3 separate regions of the Homo sapiens genome follow, and all the other regions are linked to region 1. Evidence: read pairs that join two places in POLR2A ChIA-PET (ENCODE). Cell type or tissue: MCF 10A. All regions are shown on one strand.

The links. Peaks named below come from ENCODE experiments on the same cell type or tissue, not always from the same donor. Only the 100,000 strongest peaks of a DNase experiment are listed, where the experiment ranks them.
Region 2: POLR2A ChIA-PET joins it to region 1 with 21 read pairs; 5 of 35 experiments call an interaction of 5 or more read pairs at or near these places.
Region 3: POLR2A ChIA-PET joins it to region 1 with 25 read pairs; 10 of 35 experiments call an interaction of 5 or more read pairs at or near these places.

The regions. Positions count from the first base shown.
Region 1 is chr20:62,771,982-62,774,481 of GRCh38, forward strand. LINC00659 (long intergenic non-protein coding RNA 659) reads right to left here. Exons shown (of 3, transcript NR_046225.1): 3 at 2,140-2,500. Among named protein-coding and RNA genes, the nearest start is that of LINC00659, 3.6 kb to the right of the region's middle. In MCF 10A, no CTCF peak of the experiment used is centred here; a DNase peak (open chromatin) is centred at 1,300.
Region 2 is chr20:62,651,296-62,653,795 of GRCh38, forward strand. All of the region lies in intron 1 of SLCO4A1 (solute carrier organic anion transporter family member 4A1), which reads left to right. It overlaps SLCO4A1-AS2 (SLCO4A1 antisense RNA 2), which reads right to left and starts at 891. Exons shown (of 2, transcript NR_183965.1): 1 at 515-891; 2 at 1-213. RefSeq lists enhancers at 3-302, 313-402, 1,183-1,372 and silencers at 583-762, 873-1,002. In MCF 10A, no CTCF peak of the experiment used is centred here; a DNase peak (open chromatin) is centred at 996.
Region 3 is chr20:62,703,383-62,705,882 of GRCh38, forward strand. No RefSeq gene overlaps it. Among named protein-coding and RNA genes, the nearest start is that of NTSR1, 4.2 kb to the right of the region's middle. In MCF 10A, a CTCF peak has its summit at 211; DNase peaks (open chromatin) are centred at 289 and 1,299.

The DNA.
Region 1 (2,500 bases):
CCCGTGTGCAGCGGCGGACCACCAGGCAGAGCGCCAAGGGGAGTGTCCGGAGATCCAGCATGGGAAGAGCCCCCTGCCACTTCCAGCAAGGAGCACACAGGTGCATCCGTTCTTTCTGCCCCACACTTTCTAGGGACAGCAGGCCGAGCCCATGGTGTGCGCCGTCAGCATGGGCTCTGCAGCCTCCGACCCATGTGCGGCCTGCCCGGACCCTCGCTCCTCCGTGTGCGGCTCGCCTGGACCCTCGCTCCTTTGGGCCGTCACTCTCCCTACTTTGTAGACCTGGAATGCCATCCCTGCCCCAGCTCCACTGCCCATGGGTGGCCATCCAGCAGCCACGGTGGAGTACACGCTGCACTGTGGTGCCCAGGGGCCCTCTATCACGGCAGGACTCCCCAACGCGATGTCCCCGGGGTTCACTGCCCCAGCCCTCAGTGGCCTGCCTCTCTAGGCATTGCACTGGCAGAAGAAAATGTTCTCGTCCAAGCTCACAGCCACCAAGGTCACAGGCTACCAAGGTCATGGCCACCCACACCGGGCAGCTGACCTCCAGGATCATCCTCGGGAGATGCCCGCCTGGCCCCACCTGGCCGCCCTGCCCCATTTGCCCCATCACCCCACACCACTGCACTCCAGCCTGGGCGACAGAGCAAGACTCCGTCTCAAAAAAACAAAAGAAAAGAAAAGAGAAAAAGAACTCTATGTCCTCATTTCAAATGCAGGGAGAGTCTCTCGGTTTAAACCGTAAGTGCCCTTCCCAACTCGGCAGACCCGCCCCAGTGAAGAGCATTTTCATGACTTGGGAACAGGACACTCACCTTGCCACTAGGCAGGACTGTACTCACTGGCTCGGGGGGCGCCCAGGCAGGAGACAAAGCATTTTCCCATGGCATATGGATGGCTTCCGTGTGCTGCATGACTGGGCAGTGTGAGAAAAACGCAACCCCCAGTGACTGCTGTAGAGGACAATTCAGCCAAAAATCAAACTGCCACCGTCATCTGCTGAGACCTTGATTTCCCAGGGCCTGGTGGTGCTGAAATACTCAGAACATCCTGAATGAATGAATGTCCACTTCCTTCACCAGCTCTGTGCTGGGGAGGGGGCAGGGCCTGCGTCTGATCAGGAGCTCCTCCCCCGGGGACCAGCCTGGAACCCCTTATAGCGATCAGGAGACACAGGAGACACCCTGAATGACGACACTGAGCTCTTTCCAATCTCTTGCTTGTCCCAGCGAGTACAGTGAGCACATCTTTCCCTGTGCTCTGGGCAAACCCCTGCGGCAGCAGCTCCTACCGTGAAATTGGTGTTTCTGGGTCACAGGGTTTGTGCCTTTGTGATTTTGTTGCTATTGCCAAATACCCTCTGCAGAATTGTGCCAAGGCACCTCCCCACCAGCCTGAGCATTTGCAGTGAAACGCTTTAGCAATCCTGACATTTCTGCCAGCATATTCCACAGCATGCTCTCTTTGCCACATTAATCAACAGGAGCTCAGAGGAAAACTTGAACTTCAGGCTGAGCCATTTCCTGCAATCTGAAAAATGAACGTGGCCTTCGGACACAGGGTGGTCCCTTGCCAGGGACTGGATGGAACTGGTTCAATTCCCCGCTCCTGGGCTTCCTGGTGTGCAACGTGAGCCATGCTCACCCCAGGGTGGCTGGGAAAAAACGCCGGTCCGCTCTGAGCATTCGTTTCAGTGATGGCTGTTCTTGTTCACGTGAGATGTGCCAACTCTACAATACTAAACCGTTGGGAGAAGCTTCAAGGGGACAGCACCTGGGGAGGGGCAGTGGCGGGCTCCAGGTTGCCCAAGGCTGTCATGGAGAGGAGGAGACCCCAGTCCAGCCCAGCCTTGTGCCTGCAGTGGAGGTTCCAGTTGTGAAGGGGCTCCAAGTGCCTTGTTCATCCTTTGCTTGATAATGAACCACCTCTGCCAGGTGCCAGCTGTACTGTGCACCTGCAGCTCCACACCCTCTAGGCACCAGCCCCTCCACTCTTTGGCCTCTTCGACAGGGAACCCCGAGGGGACAGTGGAGCAGGCCTGGGGCTGTTCCAGGCAGCAGGGGGGCGCCTGGGTCAGCGTCCCCACCCGCTGCCCTCCCCGGCCTTCCAACTTGCTGTGTGCACATTAACAACATGGACGGTCTTTTTCTTTTATTATAAAAGTGATTCATTCTCTTGTGAAGATTTAAATATGAAAGAGTGGATCTCCGCTAATCCCACCCGGTGATGATAGCAGCCGACAGATGGGCGAGCATAGAGCTCAGACATTGCCAGCAGCGTCAGATCCTTATATATCCAGAGCACGGCTCACACGCCACCGCCCTGCTGGCTCTGTCAGCCGCATGGTCCTCCGCGACACCTGGGGCTCTCCCTCCTTCCTTTGTGTGCACAACCTCAAAGCCATTTTTTCCAGACTTGGCGTGAAGATGATTTTCTGACACGTTGATGCTTCTGAAGCACAAGGAGGGCCCTGTCTCCACGGTGTCCAAGCAGAGGC
Region 2 (2,500 bases), 120 kb before region 1:
AAACTCTTGGGCATGATGAAGATGGAATGGGTACTGTCACACACATGCTGCTTGCGTGAGATTCAGATAAGGGAGGCTGGCCCGAAGCCAGGTCGCTGCTGGATCTCAGAAAGACGTCAGAACGAGGCCCCAACGGAAGCCCCTGGAGGTGCACAGCTGGTGAGCTGAGTGGTGCCATGTAATTCTCATCGTCTGCGGCCGTCTGATGGGCATCTGTCGGAAGCCACATGGCTGATATTTAAAAGAGGATTTTAAATTTGCTGATTTAAATGTGCATAATAGGTAACTTTCGGCTGAGCTTTACATATTTATGTCAGAGCTTTTAATTCAGGTAAAACAGCCTTCAGCTTGGAGCTGTTTGGACACCTACAACTACCTGTTCTTTCTCAGTTGTGGCTTTCATTTTCAAGAAGGAAGTCCTTCTGTTTCTCTGTGGCCATTGCTGGTCACGAAACTTAGCAATCTGGCTTCCTCTCAAAGCTATGCAGACGGGATCCTCCCCCTTCCCCCTTACCTGCTTTGGCCCCAGCGTCTGGTCCTGAGGCCAGGGCTGAACAAACTGCCTGTATGAGGCAAGCCCAGTGCCCGGGCGTTGAGCGGGTGTTTCACGGCAGCCAGCGTCTTGGTTCGCAATGGTTTACGTGGGCTTGCCCACCATTGAGCATCCCAGGGACCCCATCAGATCCTTTGCAGAAGTGCTGCCGAATCCGACCCACTCCCCCTGCCCCCGCCTCCCCCACCCTGCCCCGCCCCACACCCCCCACCCCCGCTCGGCCCCCCTCCCCGTGCCAGCACGTGCAGCTAGGCGGAACCTCTGAGCACTCTCCCGCCTGCGTCAGGCTGTTCCTTGGCCCTGTTGAGGCTCCTTCCCTTCATGTTCTGGCCCAGCCCGGAAATGAGGTCAAGTTTCTGCTATTTATGTGTGTGCGTGTGCACGTGTTTGTGTGTGTGGGTGGACCTTGACCTCCAGGCAGTCCTCAGGGTAGTTCTTGGCTCTGTGTTCCTGCACTAAGAAAAACAATGCGAGGGAAACACACCCACAGGCTGCCTGGGGAGTCTGCGTGGCTCTGAGCCTGGCCTGTCCTCCTCCGGGCCTCTGAGGTTGCTTTCTGTTTCGGCGGCCGGCGGCCGGTGGAGCCCTTGCGCCTCCTCGTCAGTCCCGCCCCGGGGCTCTTGCTCCTCCGGCTTTTCCGCTGACTCCTGGCATTCGAGTTCTTGTGTTACACATGCTCCTGGGACGTCATCCTTGTGACAGCTCGCTTCAGTAGAAAGCCTGTGGCTCGTGGGTGGCCGTGGGTGGCTCTCTGCCCCTTGGGGAGGCGTGGAGCATTGCTCTTACAATATGAATGTCTCTCCTTCCACGCACACTCCCTTTCTGACGCAGCAGGTCCCAAACCAGCCTGGCCTGCCAGCTCGTGGATAGGTGTTGGCATTGTAAATAAACCCCCGGGTGTGGCCGCGGGCACCCAGGGAGCAGGCCCCAGGCATGAATGCTGTGGAATCTCTGCTGTCCGAGGCCTCCAAATACGGCCTCAAACAGCCTCCCGGCAGTGTCCAAGGTCAACAGCGGCTGCACGTGAGTGCCACACGAGCGTGCACGGCTCTTTCAGTAGGTGTCAGAAGGCAGCTGTGACGCAGACGCTTGGCTCTGGGGCCAGACTGCGGGGGCTGCATCCTCATTGCCACCGGCGGGCTGTGTGGCCTCGAGCAAATGACTGACCCCCCTGGGCCTTCTTCCCCTACTGTGAGGCCTGGGACGGTGCCTGGTACACAGCTGGTGCTCAGTGTGCACAGCGGGTGTTAGCACCCTGCCACCCAGCGGGATTCTTCACAGCAGCTGCCCGCCTTCGTCCCAAGGAGCCTGGGGCTGAGGCATCCATTCGCTGAGAGGGCGAGACCTCCGATTCCACAGAGGAGCCCTGTGGGGACCGCGCCTCGGCAGAGGACGTGGCGGGAGGACCCAGAGCCCAGCTTTGGGGGCTCAATCCTGAGATCCCTGTGGCCTTGGGGAAGGGGTGCTGGTACCGCCAGATCTCTCCAGACGTAAAACAAGCCTTGCCTGGACCTGGGGGAGATCCCATGGCCTGCTCCCGGCCTGACCATGCTGGGCCCGGTTTATCTGCCTTCACAGATGAAGTTGCCCCTTTATTAAAAAACAAAACAAAACAAAAAAAGCCAGCAATTTGTCATCCCCAAATGCTGTAGTGTCTGTCAGCATAGGCCTGTCCCGGGGCTGGTTCTCACTGAGGCCCCTGTGTCCCCTCGCAGCCCCATGGCGGATCACCGGCTGCGCCTCCGCTCCCACCCGCCACGCTGACCTTAGAGTTAGTGTGTCTGTTAAGCTCTAACTCTGCCTCAACCCCAAGGTCATCTCTCTGGGCCCTCCTCAGGCCTCTGTCATCTCCCAAATTCGGGGGCATATGTGACACCTGTTTGCCTCCGTGGGGGCTGCTGTAAGAAATGACCACACACCAAAGGGCTTAAAAAATAGTTTATTCCC
Region 3 (2,500 bases), 69 kb before region 1:
AGACTTGGGGGTGCTGCACCCAGACGAGGGGGAAGGCTGAGTAGGTGAATTGCCAGCTGTTCCCTCCAGGTGCTCACAATTCGCTCAACACACATCTCCCTGTCCACTGGGTACCAAGCCTGCGCCAGATTCCCGCAGAGCCAGGTGGAAGGCAGATGGCTTTGGGGGGCACAAAAATTAAGGGAACTTGGCTGCTTTTGCCCACTAGGTGTGAGCCCTTGAGTCAAGGGCTCACCAGGAGGCTCTGGCCTCCAGGCAGATGGCAGAGATACACTTGTTGATATATGTTTGACGACTGCGTGAGTCAGACCATCCGGCTGAATCAGAGCCCGGAGGAAATACATGATTGAAAACCAGGCCCATTACAGAGCAGCCAGCTCTCCACGGAGCCATGTCAGGTTTGAATTAGAAGATTCTTGGCTTCTTAGCCGTGGAAGGAGAAGGAACCCTGGATAATTTGGGATTTGGAGGGAGTGGTGAGACCTGGTCCCAGTGGGGGAGACCTGGGCTGGGAGGGTCAACGGAGCAGGAGAGAGCCTGGGAAGGGAGGGAAGCTGCAAGAGCAAACTCCCACAGCACACAACCAGGGTGACCCTCAGCCCCAACTGCTTGAGACTGAGAGGGCTCCAGCTCCCAGGTCTCCGGACTTGCTGTTTTAAAACCTCGAAAGTCCCAGGAAAACCAGAGTGAGTTGTTTGTCCTACCCTGAGCCTCCCAGCCTGCCAGTGCCATCTTACTTAGGCAACCTGCAGACACCATGTGGAACAGCCATCCCAGCTCACTTGAGGCCCAAAACTGGATTGCCGAGTGTCTATAACGCTGACAGGGACCTCACATAACTCTGGTGGCCAATCACTCTCCATCCTCAGCCTAGCGCACAAGACAGCCACGGCAACGCCCCGAGTGTGTCCCACTCAGGCAAAGGCAGAGTGTGTGACCCCCCTCCAGGCCATCCTTCTCCCACCCAGCCTCTCCAGCTGCCCTGCAGCCACCAGGGTGAGCCCTGGCCTCTGTGTGGAATGAAGTGTGTGCACATCACAGGAGGCTCACAGCAGCCTGGTGACCTAGGGGCCACGTCATGCTTTTCACACACAGGAAACTGGGGGTCCAGGCCTGGTGAAGCTGGAATTCGAAATCACCTCCTCTCCAGCCTGCCACCCCGACCTGCCCTCGGCATCCCTGGCCTTCCCGGGGCTTATCCCATGCAGCAGCCGCTGCACTTGTGGGCAGCCACGCCTGCTTCCTCTTCTGGTTCTTCCCTGAGAACACAGCTCATGTTTCCAGAAAGCTGGCCAAGGTCCAAGGGGCGGCCTGGGAATGTGAAGGACAAGGATGCCGATGACTGAGGCTTGATCAGCCTGTAGCACAGCCCCCAGAATCTGCCAACAGCCCCAGAGATGCCTGGAGCGCAGCCAGCGTGAGGCTGGAAAGCGGCTCCGCCCTCCTTGCCCGCCTGCGAACACTCACTGTGCGTACACATGTGCAGGTGCCGCTCTGTTTTTAAAGATCCTCCTTCGAACACCGTCCGTCCTGGAACACGTGCAATTTCCATGCTGTGGGTGGGAAAATCTATAGCCAGGCTCTACCGATTATGTTTATTACGTATCTTCTGTGCCTCTAACACATCCACGTTTCTGCCCCACCCGCCTTCGTCCTCATAGGAAACCAACTACTCTGCCACTGACATAATAAATGCCTGTTGTTTTAAGCCACTGAGTGTGGGGGCATTTCGTTATGCAGCAATAGATAACTGATTCAGGTGTTATTGTCAACTTAATTTTTTCAATTTTAATAAGAAGCCTTCCTGCTAGCAAGAGTCACCCAACAGCGGTTGGGGGCCTGAGGGAAGAGAAGGTTGGAGGCTGGAGAGATGGTGGCTCTCCTACATTTGGAAGCCTGAAGCCTGCTGCAAACCAGTGACGGGTTTCGCACATCCTGCTGGCATGGCCTCATCCTGTTCACCATTGCATCTGCTCCACTAGTGCAACACAAACCCAGTGAGCGCCAACTGAGCGTTGGAGGGACTCAGGGTAAGCTAGCCAATGAAACAAGCAGGGACCCCCACCCGTGCCGGGCAGTGTTGGAGGGACTCAGGGTAAGCTAGCCAATGAAACAAGCAGGGACCCCCACCCTTGGGAGCGTGCTTCCAAGGACCTCTTGTGTGGTGACTCTTTGGACGTGATTGTCACCCCAGGCACAGATGACTACCTTGCTTGGTAATAAGGACATGCCTCGCTCACACCACTCAGGAAATCACAGAAAGCCAGGCTGTCCCCAGCACACTGGCTGCCCCAGCTCAGCACGCCTGCTGCACCCTAGAATCACAGCCGTGCCCGTGGACCTCGGTCCTCGCTGCCCATGGGACCGGCCGGCTCCTCAACAGGCAGCATTGGGAGTGTTGGGATCGGGGCAGCAGGTCCCCAAGGCTCTCCAACTTGCAGGAGACACTCGCCCCCGGAGCCCTGCCCCCCACAAGGCGTGCCCGACTTCACGTGTCAGT